Regions from separate parts of the Homo sapiens genome. Here region 1 is linked to region 2. Evidence: chromatin loops called from intact Hi-C (ENCODE). Cell type or tissue: OCI-LY7. All regions are shown on one strand. Links, peaks and the distances in the headings refer to the core of each region. The heading gives the core; the rest is flanking DNA.

Region 1 (8,000 bases), core at 1-8,000, 46 kb before region 2:
GAGCTAAATGATGAGAACACATAGACATATAAGAGGGGAACAAAACACACTGGAGCCTATGGGAAAGTGGAGGGTGGGAGGAGGGAGAGGATCAGGAAAAATAACAGGTACTAGGCTAATACCTGGGTGAGGAAGTAATCTGTACAACAAACGCCCATGACACAAGTTTACCTATGTAACAAATCTGCACATGTAGCCCTCAACTTAAAAGCTAAAAAAACAAACAAACAAAAAAATACAAGCATAAAAACAAAGGCAGGCGGGGTGCAGTAGCTCACACCTGTTCTCCCAGCACTTTGGCAGGCCGGGGTAGGCAGATCACTTGAGCCCAGGAGTTTGACACCAGCCTGAGCAACATGGTGAAACTCCATCTCTACCAAAAACACAAAAATTAGCCAGGTGTGGTGGCGCACACCTGTAATACCAGCTACTTGGGAGGCTGAGGCAGGAGAATCACTTAAACCCGGGAGGCGGAGGTTGCAGTGGGCTGAGATTGCGCCACTGCACTCTAGCCTGGGCCAGAGTAAGAGGCTATCAAACAAACAAAAACAGCACAAAGGCAAAGGGACCTGACCCGTCTGCTTCCTACTCTCATCTCCTGCTATTCTTTACCCAGCACTTCACACTTCAATAATACATAACTACTTTCAGTCCCCCTCACACTCATAAACCTGACCCAGCCTCAACTTCACCCATCTCCTACCCATTCTTCACTTGGGTCATGCTTTGCTGGTAGGAGTATAAAAGCTGATATACCTCTCCAGAGGGTATTCTGGCAACATCTATCAAAATTACACAAACAGGCAAACCCCTTAACCCCAGCAGTTCTACTTCTAGGAATTTACTCTACAGATCTATGAAAAGACAATTGCTACAAGGTTATGCAGCATTGTTTGCAACAGCAAAGGATTGAAAGGTAAATGTCCATCAGCAGTAGGGGGGAAAAAGTATGGTGCAGTCATACAATGAAATACAATGCAAAATGAGGAAGTTCTTTACCTACCGACATTATATGGCCTACAGGAATGTATCGAAAGGGTCCAGAAAAAAATGGTAATGCTAGCTGCTTCCAGGAAGGGGAAAAGACTGGCTGGTGCAGAGGTGAGAGAAACTTCAATAAGTATTCTTTGTTCGTTTCAAATGTTAAATTAGCTAAATACATAGCCAGTCCAAAAATTATTTTTTTATGTTGTAAGGAAAAACAGATTGGCTCAAAACAGATATCATTTTCTCTAAGAAGCCTTTTTTGAAACACACTCACACATGCATACTTACACATTAGGTCAGATGCCCATCCTTGGTAGGATGTTACTTGCCATTAACACTGCTTAGCATTTGGTACTGAAGCTATCAATCTCCCTTACTGGACTACATAGTCCTCCAGGACCTCAGAACTCTTTATATCCCCCAGGATCTGATACAAGGAATTCAATAAACGTTTGTCAAAGTAAATATCTGAAATCAAGAATATCCTAGAAAATCAATAACTTTTAGTCACTGTAATGACAATTCATTATAGTCCACCTTCTAGTATAATTAGCTGTTTGTCCTTCTAATAGAATACAAATATCAGGCCCTTAAATAAATGACATATTGAATTTAACTAACAGGGTAACACCAAGAAACTGAACTGGCAAGTAAGCTAAAATAATTTACAAAAAAGGGACATTCACATAATCAGAAATTGATTTCAGTATTCCAAATGGCTACTTACCAGTTACAGTTTTTTTGGACATTCTCCCCATTGAACACACCATTCCTCAGAGTCCAACATCCACAAAATTAGCATGAACTATTTAGAGACCTACAGAAAACTCATAGCTAGCCAAGTGTTGCTCTCCACAGCTGCAGCTAAGTGCTCAGTGGCTCTGGGGCATGGATGGCATCCCATCTCCTTCCTCCGAAATTCCCTGCCTCCATTGATTGAACCAGAATCCTTGTTTCACTATTTCCCAACAGAACTCTCACTCGATGGCATCAATTACAAGAGGAAAAGATGGTTAATCACTATCTAAACTTAAAACATCTGTTTAAAAGTTTTTATTACAAGAGCTATCCAAAAACTGTTAGGGCACAGAAGGAAAACTAGAAAATCACTGAGGACCGGGACCGAATCTTACCTACCTTGGCAGCCCTATGGCACTTAGCGCAATCCCTGCATCTAACAGCTCCATAATACAGTTGTTAATGGTTTCACTTAGTGTAGGAAGTGGATTTTTATTTTATCTGTATTAATTTTTTTCAATGTATTTATGTATTACATAAAACAAAGTAAATATGAAAAAAGAGGGGACCTGTGTCTCTGTGTGTATTGTAGTAGTACTGGCCATTTTGCTATTCAGCTCTTGTATTAAATTGCTTCTCTTCTTTTTTGTATTAATTTATATTATTATGACTATTATTATTATCTTGTAGAGACAGGGTCTGTGTTGGCCCAGTGTGGTCTCAAACTCCTGGACTCAAGCAATTTTCCCACTGTGGCCTCTCAAAATGCTGGGATTATAGGCTTGAGCCACCATACCCAGCCCCTTCTATTTCTTTTCTTTTTTTATTTTTATTTTTTTTGAGACAGTCTTACTCTGTCCCCTAGGTTGGAGTGCAGTGGCACGATTTCAGCTCACTGCAACTTCCACCTTCTGGGTTCAAGCAATTCTCCTGCCTCAGCCTCCCTAATAGCTAGGATTACAGGCGTGCGCCACCAGTCTGGCTAATTTTCATACTTATAGTAGAGACAGGGTTTCCCCATGCTGGCCAGGCTGGTCTTGAACTCCTGATATCAAGTGATCCATGTGCCTCAGCCTCCCAAAGTGTTAGGATTACAAGCCTAAGCCACCACACCTGACCCCTTCCATTTCTTTCTTTTTTTTTTTGAAACAAGAGTTTCGCTCTTGTTGCCCAGGCTGGAGTGCAATGGCGCGATCTCGGCTCACTGCAACCTCCGCCTCCCAGGTTCAAGTAATTCTCCTGCCTCAGCCTCCTGAGCAGCTGGGATTACAGGCATGCACCACCACGCCTGGCTAATTTTGTATTTTCAGCAGAGATGGGGGTTTCTCCATGTTGAGGCTGGTCTCGAACTCCTGACCTCCAGTGATTCACCCGCCTCGGCCTCCCTAAGTGCTGGGATTACAGGCGTGAGCCACTGCACCCGGCCGACCCCTTCTATTTCTATTCAACCATTTTTTTTCTGCAAACTTGTTCCCATAAACAACTATGGAAACCACTACAAATGGAGAGTACTATAAAATTAATCATGAGGTAACATACAGTGTTCAAAACATCCTTTAACAGTCCCTCAACTGATTCTCACCTTTTCAGGTAGACAGGTGAAAAGATGAAATTAACTCAAAATTCAAATATGAATTGTTCAAGACTGCACTGCTTATGAATTTGAGGTAAAAGAAAGGACTGGGATGACACCCATATCTTCCTCTATTACACCTCTACTTAAAAGAGAGACAGAATGTCCCCTCACAGCTCCAAATCCAAAAAGCCACACTCTCACATTCTAGCCGTGTGACAGTGAGTAAATCACCTGATTACCCGAACCAATCTCCTTATACAAGTTAAGAGGATGAAGACACTTCTACCTACCTTAATTGCTATAAAAATTAGATATGTGAAAATTGTTCTGATACACAAATGGTAGTTACCATTATTTCTGCAAATGATGTGTAAATAAGAACTGCACTAACCCCAAAAGAATATAAATAGCAAGGGACCCTACATTCTAAAACAAGTAACAGAGAGTATTCCTTTCATTGTAGAAATGAGATGACCAAAATTGATTTCACCCAGATATAGTGCTTCCTTAACAATTAATTCTAAAACAAAACAAAACAAAAATACCAACAAGCAAGTGAAACTGTCATACATTAGTAGTGGAAATGCAAAATGGTATGGTATAGCCATTTTGGAAAACATTTTGGCAGTTTCCAAAAAAGTTAAGTATAGGCCGGGCGTGGTGGCTCACACCTTTAATCCCAGCACTTTTGGAGGCCAAGGTGGGTGGATCACCTGAGGTCAGGATTTCGAGACAGTCTGGCCAACATGGTGAAACCCCATCTCTACTAAAAATACAAAAATTAGCCAAGCGTGGCGGTGCACACCTGTAATCCCAGCTACTCGGCAGACTGAGGCAGGAGAATTTGCTTAAACTCAGGAGGCGGAGGCTGCCGTGAGCCATGCCACTGCATTCCAGCCTAAGTGACAGAGCAAGACTCCATCTTAAAAAAAAAAAAAAAAAAAAAAAGTTAAATATGAAATTATCATAGAACCCAGCAATCCCATGCCTAGGTATTTATCCAAGAGAGAGAAAAACATATGTCCACATGCAGAACCGTATATGAATATTTAAAGCTTTATTCATAATCATCAAAATGGGAAACAGTTCAAATGTCCATCAGCTGGTGAACATAACATGTTACTCAACAATAAAAAGGAACAACCTATAGATACATGACACAACGTGGATGAATCTCAAAAGCATTATGGTAAGTGAAACACATCAGACACAAAGGTTACATACTGTATGATTCCATGTATATGACATTATAGAAAAGAAAAAGTAGAGAAACAAGCAAACAAAAACCCCCATAAAACTGTGAGTGACAAAAACCAGTATAAACTAGTAGCTTCCAAGAGCGAGGTGAAAAGAAAGGGGTGTGAGAAAACTTACAGGAAGAATGAAAATTATCTCTATCTGGTTTGATGATTACAACTGCATACTAATAATACAAAACTAATAGAACTATGCCATGAAAAAGAGCAAGTTTTTTTCTCTACCCACTGACAAAAAAAAAAAAAGTAAATTTGATTGTATATAAATTACATCTTGGCCACGCATAGTGGCATATGCCTGAATCCCAGTACTTTGCGAGATCGAGGCAGGAGATTCGCTTGGGCCAGGAGTTCGAGGCCAGCCGGGGCAACATAGTAAGACCCTGTCACAAAAAATTTAAAAAGATTTCAAGTTATTCTGAGACTCTGCCAAGACAGAAGCACCAAGAAAAAAAGATAAATAAATAAACCATACAAAATGAATATATTTCACTGCTATCTAGTTTTATACAATAATTTTTTTCCTAAAAATACACACAAAATGGCCAGGTGCGGTGGCTCACGCCTGCAATCCCAGCACTTTGGGAGGCCGAGGCGGGCGGATCACGAGGTCAGGAGTTCGATACCAGCCTGGTCAACATGGTGAAACCCCGTCTCTACTAAAAATACAAAAATTAGCTGGGCCTGATGGCGGGCGCCTGTAATCCCAGCTAGTCGGGAGGCTGAGGCAGGAGAATCGCTTGAACCCGGGAGGCAGAGGTTGCAGTGAGCTGAGATTGCGCCACTGCATTCCAGCCTGGGCGACTGGGCGAGACTCCATCTCAAAAAAAAAAAAAAAAAAGAAAGAAAGAAAGAAATTTAGATACATATTTTTTGATATGTGTATATGTATGTGTGTGTATATATTTCCTAGCTCTGTCCATTAAGAAGTTCTAAAAAACAATATTCCAATAGGAATGAGCACACACAGCATCCAAATCTTTTTTTTTTTTTTTTTTTTTTTTTGAGACAGAGTCTCGCTCTGTCACCCAAGCTGGAGCGCAGTGGCGCGATCTCAGCTCACTGCAAGCTCCGCCTCCCGGGTTCACGCCATTCTCCTGCCTCAGCCTCCGGAGTAGCTGGGACTACAGATGCCCGCCACCAAGCCCGGCTAATTTTCTGTATTTTTTAGTAGAGATGGGGTTTCGCCGTGTTAGCCAGGATGGTCTCGATCTCCTGACCTCGTGATCCGCCCCCCTCGGCCTCCCAAAGTGCTGGGATTACAGGCGTGAGCCACCGCGCCCGGCCTCCAAATCTTGATTTCTAAATAATTTTCTCCACTGAAAGGAATTAGGAGAGAAACAGTTTGGAGAAATGGCCGATTCCAAGAAGAGGGTAAGAAGAGCAGAAACTAGGCCGGGCACGGTGGCTCACGCCTGTAATCCCAGCACTTTGGGAGGTCGAGGCAGGCAGATCACAAGGTCAGGAGATCCAGACCATCCTGGCTAACACGGTGAAACCCCGTCTCTACTAAAAATACAAAAAATTAGCCGGGTGTGTTGGCGGGCGCCTGTGGTCCCAGCTACTCGGAAGGCTGAGGCAGAATGGCGTGAACCCGGGAGGCGGAGCTTGCAGTGAGCCGAGATCGGGCCACTGCACTCCAGCCTGGGCGACAGAGCGAGACTCCGTCACACACACGAAAAAAAAGAAAAAAAAAATGAAGAGCAGAAACTAAGCCTACAACACCTTTTTGGTGTGTCAAAAAAAGCAGTTAAAAAATGTGGGAATGTGTCAAAATGACACAAAAGCCAGCTTGAAGGGGATCTCCCTGGCCAAATCTGGAACAATGTGAACACAACAAATAATGACAGTAACAGAGTATTAAAATAAGAATCCATAAATCCATATTAATATATATACACAAAGATAAGAAAATGCTCTGCAGAAGAATATTAACTAATAAGCAAGGAAGGACTGACAGAAACAACAACAAAAATTAGCTGACGCTTGTCTATAATCCCGGCTAGTGCCACATAAGGTGGCTTGCGCCTGTGATCCCAGTACTTTCGGAGCTTGAGGTGGGAGAATAACTTGAGCCCAGGAGTTTGAGATCAGCCTGGGCAACAAAGTGAGACCTCATCTCTACAAAATAAAAAATTAAGTAAATTTTGTAATTAGGCCAGGCGCAGTGGCTCATGCCTGTAATCCCAGCACTTTGTGACGCTGACTCAGGCGAATCACCTGAGGTCAGGAGATCCAGACCATCCAGGCCAACATGGTGAAACCCTGTCTCTACTAAAAATACAAAAATTAGCTGGGTGTGGTGGCATGTGCCTGTAATCCCAGGTACTCAGGAGGCTGCAGCAGGAGAATCACTTGAACCAGGGAGTCGGAGGTTGCAGTGAGCCGAGATCGCACCACTGCACTCCAGCCTGGCGACAAAGTGAGACTCCCTCTCAAAAAAAAAAAAAAAAAAAAAAAAAAAAGGAAGGCTAAGAATATAGTTTCAACTACTTAGCCAGACCAACTTATCAAGGGAAAATTAATGGGGAGCTGAATTTCAGCAATTGGCTGGGGAATGCAGGAGCTAAAACCATCACCTCTCCCGGCACTTCTCCCTCACCATTCTGCATTTCCCTAATCTCAGCTACTTCCACCTTTAGTCCCAGACATAAAGTTAGTGTAGCTCTAGGGATACAAGGCCAAAATGAATAAATCTGTGTTGTTTAAATGTCTGTTCTCATGTGGCTTCGAAAAATTAAAAGCAGGCACGACCTCTGCATGGAGATGGCTAAATTAACAAAGAAATAAGGGAAACATTTGTAAGAGAGGAAAAGGCCAAAATAGTGTATCAAGGGAGCTGTGCTATGCCTGATATTAACATTTCACTGGAGCTGCTACAGAGGTCACATTACATATTTGTCACCATCAGCTAATTTGACTGAAAGGTCTAGCCAACTCCAAAGCTATAAATTCAGACAGAAGGATACCAAGCTCTGGGTTATTCTGAATTTATACTTTGATTTCTGCATTTAATTACAACACAAAATAGAAGGGTAAAATCAAATCTTAAAGAGCCACATTGCAAAGTAAAGCTTCATTGCATAGTCTATATACTATATTTGATGATCCATATTTGACAGCTCCTCATAGAGCCATGCAAAATTAGCATGGACATTTCTTGGGCTTTTGATGTTCACTGCCATCATCTGCTTCACTGCTAAGATCAGGAAACATATGGGATGAATTGTTAAAGACTGCTGACAGTTTCTGTTGCCTTTTTATTTTTTTAATTCATCTCTAAGGCCAACTTAGGATACCCCTGAACAAGGTCTCATATAGCTATCTTTAAATCATACCCCAATTATTTGGACTTTTTTAAATTTTTAAATTTTTATTTATTTTTTTGAGACAGAGTCTTGCTCTGTCGCCCAGGCTGGAGTGTAGTGGCAGGATCTTGGCTC
Region 2 (12,319 bases), core at 1,901-9,900:
AGCTACTCAGGAGGCTGAGGCTCAAGAATCACTTGAATCTGGGAGGTGGAATTTACAGTGAGCTGAGATGGTGCCACTGCACTTTAGCCTGGGTGACAGAGTGAGACTCTCTCTCAAAAAAAAAAAAAAAAAAGAGACAGGGTCTCTTACTGTCACCCAATGTGGAGTGTAGTGATGCAATCTCGGCTCACTGCAACCTCTGCCTCCTGGGGTCAAGAGATCCTCCCACCTCAGCCTCCTGAGTAGCTAAGACTACAGGTGTGCACCACCAGGCCCAGCTAATTTTTGATTTTTTTGTAGAGACAGGGTTTCACTGTGTTACCCAGGTTGGTCTCGAAGTCCTGAGCTCAAGCAATCCTCCCACCTTCGCCTGCCAAAGTGCTGGGATTATAGGGGTGAGCCACTGCTCCTGGCCCCTTTCCTGTGTCTTTCGTTTCTTCCTTCCTTCTCTCTTTCACCATTTCTCAGAAGTGGGTGGTTCAAAGATTTTCCCTGACTTGGGGAAGAGCACATGAGAGCCCAGGCAGGCTGGGGAGGCAAGCAGGCCAGGGTGAGACACAGGGCTGCAGCCCGGCCAGCACTCACGTGGGGCTGCCTCCAGGAATCCCTCCCCACACACAGAGCCTGGGCACCTTTCAACTGGCTCCTTGCTGCCAAGCGAAGTCTATTAATATCAAAGTAATGAGGTAATTACTGTGATTTAGAAAAATTACTAGTGAATGCTTTTGAGGGAATTTCAGAGCAGAGAATAGGGTAAGTGAAACATCTGTGAGGAAAGGGATGCAGGGCCGTCAGCGATGAATCCTGAGGGTGGGTGAGCTCTGGCCTGCGTGGGGCAGGGTAGGGGGGCTTGGAGGGGACCACCCCAGGGTCATGCATGTGCATGGGACTTTTGGAGTAAATAATAGGGGAGGAGTGTGTGTGTTTGCGTGTGTGTGTGTGTGTAACCAGGGTGTAGGATTTTCAGGCCCTAGGAGCACCCTGACTTTGGCTGGTACAAAGCAGCAGATTCCAGGGTGAAGAACAAAACCTGGAGCCAGAGGCCAACCCCTTTTCACAATCCCAGCCTCTGACTATCCTTGACTGATCTCCACCCACAGAATCCCCCCAGCCCTGAGGCCACCAGCCTGGAGAAGGGTTAGATGAGTAAAGAGAAATTGGGCAGAGCTCATGAGAGAAATTGGGCAGAGCTCAGAAGCAGAGGTTGTCAAAGTGTGACTCTTGGACTGACAGCATGGTCATCGCCTGGGAACTTGCTAAAAATACACATTCTCAGGCTGCTGCAGAGCCACTGAATCAGTAACTCTGGGGTGGGGACTGGTGACCTGTTGTCGTTGCTTTTGAGATGGAGCCTCGCTGCGTTGCCCAGGCTGGAGTGCAGTGGCGTGATCTCGGCTCACTTCAACCTCCACCTCCCAGGTTCAAGCCATTCTCCTGTCTCAGCCTCCTGAGCAGCTGGGATTACAGGCTCAGGCCACCACACCAAACCTGACAATCTGTTTTAAGGAGCCCCTAATAGAGGCATGAAATGATAGGAAGGGCCAGGCCTGGGAAATGGAGGCCAGAGACTGCTTTGAGAGGCTTTTAGGAGGTTGAATCTGTAGGAATTGGTACCAGGGTGGGTGTGGAAGAAAGTACAGCAGTAGTAGTTGTAGTAATAATAATAACAGTAATAATGACTTGAACATGTATTGTGCCCGTTCTGTGCTCTTATTTAATCCTCACAACAAGCCTAAGAGGCAGCTACTATTCTGATCCCAATTTTTCACATAGGAAACTAAAGTACAGAGAGGCTGACTGCCCAAGGCCACACAGCTGGTAGTTGGTGGAGCTGGGATGCAATTTCAGCCTTCAGATGCTGGGTTTTTGCCTCCTCTCTAATGCCAGGCTGCTTTGGTAATCTGAAGAGGGTTATTGGTGACCTGAGTAAGCAGTAAGGGCTGCCAGGGGAGAAGTAACTTCCAGGGAAGCTAACACTGTTTTGTTTTTGAATTTACTGAGCACTTACTACACTTACTATGTGCTAGGCATGATGCAAAGCATTTGCTAGTGCACTGTCACATTTATTTATTTATTATTATTATTTTTTGAGATGGAGTCTCACTCTGTCACCCAGGCTGGAGTGCAATGGCATGATCTCGGCTCACTGTAACCTCCGCCTGCCAGCTTCAAGCAATTTTCCTGCCTTAGCCTTCTGAGTAGCTGGGATTACAGGCACCTGCCACCATGTCCAGCTAGTTTTTGTATTTTTAGTAGAGAGGGGGTTTCACCATGTTGGCGAGGCTGGTCTCGAACTCCTGACCTCGTGATCCGTCTGCCTTGGCCTCCCAAAGTGCTGGGATTATAGACGTGAGCCACCTCGCCCTGCCTAATTTTGTTTTTTTTTTTTTTTTGGAGACGGAGTCTCGCTCGGTCACCCAGGCTGGAGTGCAGTGGCACGATCTTGGCTCACGGCAAGCTCCGCCTCCTAGGTTCACGCCATTCTCCTGCCTCAGCCTCCCGAGTAGCTGGGACTGCAGGTGTCCGCCACCACGCCTGGCTAATTTTTTGTATTTTTTTTAAGTAGAGATGGGGTTTCACCATGTTAGCCAGGATGATCTCGATCTCCTGACCTCGTGATCTGCCCGTCCTGGCCTCCCAAAGTGCTGGGATTACAGGTGTGAGCCACCGTGCCCGGCCCTAATTTTGTATTTTTAATAGAGACAGGGTTTCGCCATGTTGGCCAGGCTGTCTTGAACTCCTGACCTCAGGTGATCTGCCCACCTAGGCCTCCCAAAGTGCTGGGATTACAGGTGTGAGCCACTGGGCCTGGCCTACTGTCACATTTAAGTGTCACACTGATCCTCTAGGTACTATAATGATTCCATCTTCCAAATGATCTAATTGAGGCTCAGAGAGAGAGAGTTGCCTGCCCAAGATCACATAGTCTTTTTTTTTTTTGGACACAGGGTCTCACTCTGTTACCTAGGCTGGAGTAGTGCAGGGGCTGCATCAAGGCTCACTGCACCCTTGATCTCCTGGGCTCAAGCGATCCTCTCACCTTGGCCCCCTGAATATCTGGGACTACAGGTGCACGCCACCACGCTTGGCTAATTTCTGATCTTTTGTAGAGATGGTTCCTCACTCACAAATGTGAGCCACCACGCCCAGCAATCACATAGGCTTTGTGTTTGTGTCAGGTGCGAATCAGCCTAGTTATGCTAACTCTGATTGGGAGGTGGGGGTGGGAGGGAAGTTTTGTGATGACTCAATGGCCAATTAAATGTTTACAAATTCATGGTTTATTGAGAGGCTTTCACACCAACACATAGGCAGTAATGAGAGAGGAGGAACAAGCCACAGGGAGTAGCTCCAGTAGCTCTGGGATGACTGTGCTGACTGTTTTCCCTCAGAATGCCAACAAGGGTTGGGGGGCTGAAGGGGTGGGGGGGCCGAGGCTCTTCTCCCAGCAGAGCTTCGGAGGGTTGCCTGATGGAAAAGAGGCCTCAGAGTTCTCACTGGTAGAGCTCCCACAGGCATCTCTGCCATGGCCAGTTTCTTTTTCTTTTCTTTCTTTTTTGAGACAGGGTCTCGCTGTGTTACCCAGGCTGGAGTGCAGAGGCATCATCACGGCTTACTGCAGCCTCATCCTCCCTAGCTCACGTGATCCTCCCACCTCAGCCTCAGGGGTAGCTGGGACTACCGGCGTACACCGCCTAGCTTTTTTTTTTTTTTTTTTTCAGAGACTGAGTCTTGCTCTATCACCCAGGCTGGAGTGCAGTGGCACGATCTTGGCTCACTGCAACCTCTGCTTCCTGGGTTCAAGCGATTTTCCTGCCTCACCCTCCCGAGTAGCTGGGACTACAGGCATGTGCCACCATGCCCGGCTAATTTTTTTTGGTATTTTTAGCAGAGATGGGGTTTCACCATGTTGGCCAGGATGGTCTCGAACTCCTGACCTCAAGTGACCGCCTGCCTTGGCCTCCCAAAGTGCTGGTATTACAGGCGTGAGCCACCGTGCCTGGCCAACTTTTTAAAGTTTTTGTAGAGATGAGGTCTCCCTATGTTGCCAGGCTTATCTTGAACTGCTGGGTTCAAGCAATCTCCTTACTTCATCCTTCCAAAATGTTGGGGTTACAGGTATGAGCCATGACGCCCCGTGATGGTCAGTTTATTGCGGTGTTCATGGCCCTCTGCAAGAGTCTCCATAGCCATTATCTCAGCTGCCCTGTGGCTTCTCTTTCTTGTTAGGTCTTGGGGGTGCCTGACCACAGCAGGTGTTATCCCCTCTGTCCACCGTACACTTTGAGAGGTCAGCAGTTTAACTGTAGGCTGAGTCACTTGTCATAAGTGACTCCATTTTGACATGTTTAGGATCACAAAACATTATTATCTATCACATAGTGAGTGGCAAGGCAGCAGGAATTTGGAATCGTGGCTCTTAATCCAGATAGGCAGACCCTAGTCTCGGTGGGGATCGCCCTTGCACAGGGGGTGCCTCCCTGCTTCCTGCTCACCTGGGATGCCACTCTATGTTACCAGTACCAAGGACAGGACCAGGGACACAGTGACAGTGAATATCTGTTAAATGACATTTTAACATTTGTTTAAATAAAAACAGTCCATTACCTCTATTGTGGAGTAGAAAAGCAAACAAACAAACAAATAACTAAAATAAAGCCAGGGGAAGGAACTGAAGTTCATGGAGTCTCTCATGTGCCAGGTACTTTGCTTACACAAGGCCAATTTAGTGCTTTCAGAACCCTCCAGTCTTTTGTTTTATTATCCTCATTTTACAGATGAGAAAAGTGAGACAGCGAGGAAGTGACCTGTTACCTGTTTGAGGTCACATGATGAGGCCGTGGGAAAATCAGGGTTTGATACCCTTGGTCTGACCCCCACACCGTGTGTTTTTTTTTTTTTTTTTTTTTTACAAAGTCTCAGCCAGGCACAGTGGCTCATGCCTGTAATCCCAGCACTTTGGGAGGCCAAGGCAGGTGGATCACCTGAGGTCAGGAGTTCGAGACCAGCCTGGCCAACATGATGAAACCCCATTTCTACTAAAAATACAAAAAATGAGCCGGGCATGGTGGCATGCACCTGTAATCCTAGCTACTCAGGAGGCTGAGGCAGGAGAATTGCTTGAACCTGGGAGGCGGAGGTTGCAGTGACCCGAGATCGAGCCATCATACTCCTGCCTCGGCAAAAACAGCGAAATTCAGTCTCAAAAAAAAAGAGACGAGTCTCGCTCTGTCGCCAGGCTGGAGTGCAGTGGCGCGATCTCTGCTTACTGCAACCTCCGCCTCCCGGGTTCTAGCGATTCTCCTGCCTCAGCCTCCTGAGTAGCTGGGACTACAGTCACATGCCACCATGCCCAGCTAATTTTTGTTTTTTTTTTTTTGAGACGGAGTCTCACTCTGTCGCCCAGGCTGGAGTGCAGTGGCGCGATCTCGGCTCACTGCAAGCTCCGCCTCCTGGGTTCAAGCCATTCTCCTGCCTCAGCCTCCCGAGTAGCTGGGACTGCAGGTGCCCGCCACCACGCCCGGCTAATTTTTTGTATTTTTTTTAAGTAGAGATGGGGTTTCACCATGTTAGCCAGGATGGTCTTGATCTCCTGACCTCCTGATCCGCCCACCTCGGCCTCCCAAAGTTCTGGGATTACAGGCGTGAGCCACCGCGACTGGCCTAATTTTTGTATTTTTAGCAGAGACAGGGTTTCACCATGTTGGCCAGGATGGTCTCGATTTCTTGACCTTGTGATCCACCTGCCTCAGGCTCCCAGTGTGCTGGGACTATAGGCCTGAGCCACTGCGCCCAGCCAAGACATGTTTTCATCATGTTGGCCAGGTTGGTCTCGAACTCCTGACCTCAAATGATCCACCCTTCTTGACCTCCCAAAGTGCTGGGATTACAGGCATGAGCCACTGTGCCCACCCTCACACTGGTTCTCTTTCCATTGGTTCAGTCTGTGACTCTGGAGGGTTGGGATGCAGAGATGGGAGGGGCCCATTAAATGGTGACTGATATAATAATGGTGATAATAATTATTATTATCGGTATTATGTGTGAAATGGTTGTGTAATCCTCACATGGAGAAGGGAAAAACATGCTTTGAAAGTGACAATCTCAGCCTGGGCAACACAGCGAGACTCCATCTCTACGGAAAATTAAAGAAAAATAGCCAGGCCTGGGCTGGGTGCGGTGGCTCAAGCCTGTAATTCCAGCACTTTGGGAGGCCAAGGTGGGCGGATCCTAAGGTCAGGAGTTGGAGACCAGCCTGACCAACATGGTGAAACCCTGTCTCTACTAAAAATACAAAAATTAGCTGGGCCTAGTGGCAGGCACCTGTAATCCCAGTTGCTCGGGAGGCTGAGGCAGGAGAATCGTTTGAACCCGGAAGGCGGAGGTTGCAGTGAGCCAAGATAGCACCACTGCACTCCAGCCTGGGTGAAAGAGTGAGACTCCGTCTTAAAAAAAAAAAAAAAAAAGAAAAATAGCCAGGCCTGGTGGTGGGCTACCTGGGAGGCTGAGATGGGAGGATCACTTGAACCCAGGAGTTCGAAGCTGCATGTGAGCTGTGGCTGTGCTACTATGCTTCAGCCTGGGTGACAGAGTGAGACTCTGCCTCAGAAACCAAAACCAAACTGACAAACAAAAAGTGACAACCTCAAGGAGCCCAGCTTCCCATCCTATTCCCACCTTCCCACTTGCAGGGCTCATGGCACCTGCTAGGACCTTGCGACCCTGGCTCTCTGCTGCCCCCTCCTGGCATCTGTCAGAGGTGGCGCCTGGATGCGAAATCTTCAGCCTGTCTTCAGCGCAGCAAGTGTCTTTTGTGAGTGACCAATACAAGGGTGGGAAGGACATGGCTGGGGATACCTCCTCTTGGGCCTCTGGTTCCTCCCTCATGAAATTCTGGATTGGGACTAAAAGTTCCTAGACCATGACTCTGAATCTTTCTCTGCCAAGGATAACATCTTCCTGGCCTTTCACCATCTCCAGCCAAAAAGCCAAACCCTGCAGGGTGTGGTGGCTCACCCCTGTAATCCCAGCACTTTGGGAGGCTGAGGTAGGTGGATCAAATGAACTCAGGAGTTCCAAACTAGCCTGGGCAACATGGTGAAACCCTGTCTCTACGGGAAAAAAAAAATTGGTGCACACTGGTAATCACAGCTAGTCAGGAGGCTGAGGTGGGAGGATCACTTGAGTCTGGGAGGTGGAGGTTGCAGTGAGCCATGATTGCACGACTGCACTCCAGCCTGGGTGATGGATTGAGACCCCCTTCTCCAAAAACAAAGAAATAAACAAAAAAGAAACAGAGTGAGACCCTGTCTCAAAAAAAAAAAAAAAAAAAAAAAAAAAAACCGGCCGGGTGGCTCATGCCTATAATCCCAACAGTTTGGGAGGCCAAGGTGGGCGGATCATGAGGTCAGGAGTTTGAGACCAGCCTGGCCAACATGGTGAAACCCTGTCTTAACTAAAAATACAAAAATTAGCCGGCGTGCTGGGACGCACCTGTAATCCCAGCTACTCGGGAGGCTGAAGCAGGAGAATCGCTTGAACCCAGGAGGCAGAGGTTACGGTGAGCCAAGATCGGGCCACTGCGCTACAGCCTGGGTGACAGAGCAAGACTCTGTCTCGAGGGTGAAAAAAAAAGAAAAAGCCTGGCCTTTCACCATCTCCAGCCAAAAAGCCAAACCCTGCAGGGTGTGGTGGCTCACCCCTGTAATCCCAGCACTTTGGGAGGCTGAGGTAGGTGGATCAAATGAACTCAGGAGTTCCAAACTAGCCTGGGCAACATGGTGAAACCCTGTCTCTACGGGAAAAAAAAAATTGGTGCACACTGGTAATCACAGCTAGTCAGGAGGCTGAGGTGGGAGGATCACTTGAGTCTGGGAGGTGGAGGTTGCAGTGAGCCATGATTGCACGACTGCACTCCAGCCTGGGTGATGGATTGAGACCCCCTTCTCCAAAAACAAAGAAATAAACAAAAAAGAAACAGAGTGAGACCCTGTCTCAAAAAAAAAAAAAAAAAAAAAAAAAAAAACCGGCCGGGTGGCTCATGCCTATAATCCCAACAGTTTGGGAGGCCAAGGTGGGCGGATCATGAGGTCAGGAGTTTGAGACCAGCCTGGCCAACATGGTGAAACCCTGTCTTAACTAAAAATACAAAAATTAGCCGGCGTGCTGGGACGCACCTGTAATCCCAGCTACTCGGGAGGCTGAAGCAGGAGAATCGCTTGAACCCAGGAGGCAGAGGTTACGGTGAGCCAAGATCGGGCCACTGCGCTACAGCCTGGGTGACAGAGCAAGACTCTGTCTCGAGGGTGAAAAAAAAAGAAAAAGCCAAACCCTTTGCCCTGGTTTCTATCCCCTGTGTTTCCTCTTCTTCTTCTTCTTTTTTTTTATTTGAGAAGGAGTCTCTCTGTTGCCCAGGCTGGAGTGGAGTGCAATGGGAAGATCTGGGCTCACTGCAACCTCCACCTCCTGGGTTCAAGAGATTCTCCTGCCTCAGCCTCCTGAGTAGCTGGGATTACAGCTGCCCGCAACCATGCCCAGCTAATTTTTGTATTTTTAGTAAAGACAGGGTTTCACCATTTTGGTCAGGCTGGTCTCGAACTCCTAACCTCAGGTGATCCACCCGCTTTGGCCTCCCAAAGTGCTGGGATTACAGGCGTGAGCCATGGCGTACGGGCCCCTGTGCTTCTAATCTCTGGAAGTGTCTTACTCCTCCCTAATTGAGCATCATCAGAGCCCAGTTTGAAGCATCACCATCACCCAACAAGGTTGATTTTCTTGCTGTGGGGCCAGAATTGCAGGCCCAGGATTCATGTCTGGTTTAAGTGGAAAACTTGTTAATCACCATCCTATACACCCCTCACTACAGCGAGTGTGCTGCTTCCAGAGCTGGTTTGTCTATGCTTGCTCTCTCCTCTTCAGCTTTGTATCTACTCCAGGGCTCAGCACATGGCCCATTTTTCTTCTTTCTCTATGCTCTCTTCCTATAGGTTATCTTAAGACTGTCACACACTTTAAATATCTTCCATATGTCATTGACTCTCCTTAATCTCCTTCACGCAAGCCATCAGCAAGGCTTAGCAATCTTACCTCCTTAATACCTCTTAATTATATTTAGCCCTTTCCATCCCCACTGCAGTCACCTTTCTAGTTCAGGTCACCACCACCTGCCCTGTGAACAACTTCATTTTTTTTTTTGAGACAGAGTCTTGCTCTGTCGCCAGGCTGGAGTGCAGTGGTGCAATCTTGGCTCACTGCAACTTCTGCCTCCTGGGTTCAAGTGATTCTGCTACCTCAGCCTCCTGAGTAGCTGGGACTACAGGCATGCTACCGCGCCCAGCTAACTTTTTGTATTTTTAGTAGAGATGAGGTTTCAGCATGTTGGCCAGGCTGGTCTCGAACTCCTGATCTCAGTGATCTGCCTGCCTCAGCCTCCCAAAGTGCTGGGATTACAGGTGTGAGTCACCGTGCCCGGCCTAATTTTTTTTTTTTTTTGAGATGGAGTCTCGCTCTGTCGCCCAGGCTGTAGTACAGTGGTGCGATCTTGACTCACTGCAAGCTCCGCCTCCCGGGTTCATGCCATTCTCCTGCCTCAGCCTCCCGAGTAGCTGGGACTACAGGTACCTGCCACCACGCCCGGCTAATTTTTTGTATTTTTAGTAGAGATGGGGTTTTGCCATGTTAGCCAGGCTGGTCTTGATCTCCTGACCTCGTGATCCGCCTGCCTCGGCCTCCCAAAGTGCTGGGATTACAGGCTTGAGCCACCGTGCCCAGCCCTAATTTTTTTTTTTTTTAAGAGACACAGTCTCACTCTGTCACCCAGTCTAGACTGCAGCGGTGTGATCATAGCTCACTGCAGCCTCGAACTCTTTTATTCTCAAGCTCAATCAATTGGCCTCAGCCTCTTGGATAGCTAGGGCTACAAGGTGCACAGCACCATGACTGGCTAACTTTTTGTTTTTCTTAAAAACAATTTCTTTACAGTTTTATCATTTTTAAAAATTATTTATTTATTTATTTTTGAGACAGAGTCTTGCTCTGCCGCCCAGGCTGGAGTGTGGTGGTGGCTCGATCTTGGCTCACTGCAACCACTGCCTCCTAAGTTCAGGTGATTCTCCTGCCTCAGCCTCTTGAGTAGCTGGAATTACAGCTGCGTGCCCCCATGCCTGGCTAATTTTTTATTTTTAGTAGAGACATGGTTTCACCATATCAGCCAGGTGGGTCTTGAATTCCTGACCTCAGGTGATCCACCAGCCTCAGTCTCCCAAAGTGTTGGGATTGCAGGCACGAGCCACTGTGCCCAGCCAAGAAGCTTCAGTTTTTTTTTTTTTTGAGACAGAGTCTCACTCTGTCACCCAGGCTGGAGTGCAGTGGCACGATCTCTGCTCACTGCAAGCTCTGCCTCCTGGTTTCAGGCCATTCTCCTGCCTCAGCCTCCCAAGTAGCTGGGACTACAGGCGCCTGCCACCACGCCCGGCTAATTTTTTGTATTTTTTAGTAGAGACAGGATTTCACCTTGTTAGCCAGGATGGTCTCGATCTCCTGACCTTATGATCCGCCCGCCTCGGCCTCCTGAAATGCTGGGATTACAGGTGTGAGCCACTGAGCCCGGCCTTTTTTTTTTTTTTTTTTTTGAGACAGAGTCTCGTTCTGTCACCCAGGCTGGAGTGCAGCAGCGTTATCTCGACTCACTGCAACCTCTGCCTGTTGGGTTCAAGCGATTCTCATGCCTCAGCCTCCCGAGTAGCTGGGATTACAGGCAGGCACCACTATACCGAGCTAATTTTTGTATTTTTAGTAGAGACTGGGTTTCACCATGTTGAAACCCAGTTCAGGATGGTCTTGATCACCTGAGCTCGTGATCCACCCACCTCAGCCTCCCAAAGTGCTGGGATTATAGGTGTGAGCCACTCCGCCCGGCCACAAAGCTTCAGTTTTGATGCACATTTGGAATTATGGGGCAAGAGAGAAACCCAGGGCCCACCCAGGGTGAAAAAGCTGTTAGGTGACCCCCACATAAAGCCAGGGTCTGGAAAGCCTGCATCCTCATTGAAAGAGTGGACTGGGCCGGGTGTGGTGGCTTACACCTGTAATCCTAGCACTTTGGAAGGCCAAGGCAGGCAGATCGCCTGAGGTCGGGAGTTTGAGACCAGCCTGGCCAGCATGGTGACACCCCACCTCTACCAAAAGTAAAAAATTACTCAGGCGTGGTGGTGGGTGCCTATAATCCCAGCTACTCAGGAAGCTGAGGCAGGAGAATCACTTGAACCCAGGAGGCGGAGGTTGCAGTGAGCCGAGATCACGCCATTGCACTCCAGCCTGGGCAACAGAGCAAGATTTCATCTCAAAAAAAAAAAAAAAAAAGAAAGAAAGAGCGGACTGCAAAAATCTTGCAGAGGGCACCAGCAAAGAAATTTCTCCATCGTGAACATGGTGGGCAGAGGGGGAAAGCATCTCTGAGAATTCGTAACCTCACATGGGATTGCAACCTGTATTTCTACTCTTTGTGTGAATCAAAAGATCCCGTGCTAAAATATTTTATTTTATTTTATTTTTTGAGACGGCATTTCGCTCTTGATGACCTGGCTGGAGTATAGTGGCATGATCTCTGCTCATTGCAACCTCCGCCTCCCAGGTCCGAGCGATTCTTCTGCCTCAACCTCCCAAGTAGCTGGGATTACAGGCATTCACCACCACGCCCGGCTAATTTTTTATTTTTGGTAGAGACGGGGTTTCATCATGTTGGCCAGGCTGGTCTCAAACTCCTGACCTCAGGTGATCTGCCTGCCTTGGCCTCCTAAAGTGCTGAGATTACAGGTGTGAGCCACCGTGACTGGCCTCATGCTAAGTACTGAAAGCACTCTTTTTTTGAGACAGAGTCTTGCTCTGTCACCCAGGCTGGAGTGCAGTGTCGCGATCTCAGGTCAGTGCAAGCTCCGCTTTCCGGGTTCAAGTGATTCTCCTGTCTCAGCCTCCTGAGTAGCTGGGATGACAGACACGCACCATCATGCCCGGCTAAGTTTTGTATTTTTAGTAAAGACTGTGTTTCACCATGTTGGTCAGGCTGGTCTCAAACTCCTGACCTCATGATCCACCTGCCTTGGCCTCCCAAAGTGCTGGGATTATAGGCGTGAGCGACCACGCCCGGCCCTGAAAGCACTCTTAGGTTGGCTGTCCCATCAGGCATCTGACAGAAGTACCCACAAATCCTCTCTGAAGGAATAGAACCTACTTCATACCAGACCTCAAAGAATGCATATAAACTGTGTAGTTGACAAGATTACACATGTGTAATGAAGAAAAAAGATCCACCAGCTGCTGT

What was found. A loop is a pair of places that touch in the nucleus more often than their neighbours do. Peaks named below come from ENCODE experiments on the same cell type or tissue, not always from the same donor. Only the 100,000 strongest peaks of a DNase experiment are listed, where the experiment ranks them.
Region 1: a loop joins it to region 2, with 2.4 times the contacts of the local background. A loop is called at or near these places in 11 of 110 quality-filtered maps.

The regions. Positions count from the first base shown.
Region 1 is chr20:33,500,653-33,508,652 of GRCh38, reverse strand. All of the region lies in intron 1 of CBFA2T2 (CBFA2/RUNX1 partner transcriptional co-repressor 2), which reads right to left. Among named protein-coding and RNA genes, the nearest start is that of CBFA2T2, 15 kb to the right of the region's middle. In OCI-LY7, for the core only: no CTCF peak of the experiment used is centred there; a DNase peak (open chromatin) is centred at 4,152; H3K4me3 peaks cover 1,530 bases; H3K27ac peaks cover 3,208 bases.
Region 2 is chr20:33,451,788-33,464,106 of GRCh38, reverse strand. No RefSeq gene overlaps it. Among named protein-coding and RNA genes, the nearest start is that of SNTA1, 14 kb to the right of the region's middle. RefSeq lists an enhancer at 6,816-6,905. In OCI-LY7, for the core only: a CTCF peak has its summit at 6,742 (motif pointing left); DNase peaks (open chromatin) are centred at 3,126 and 6,736; H3K27ac peaks cover 1,187 bases.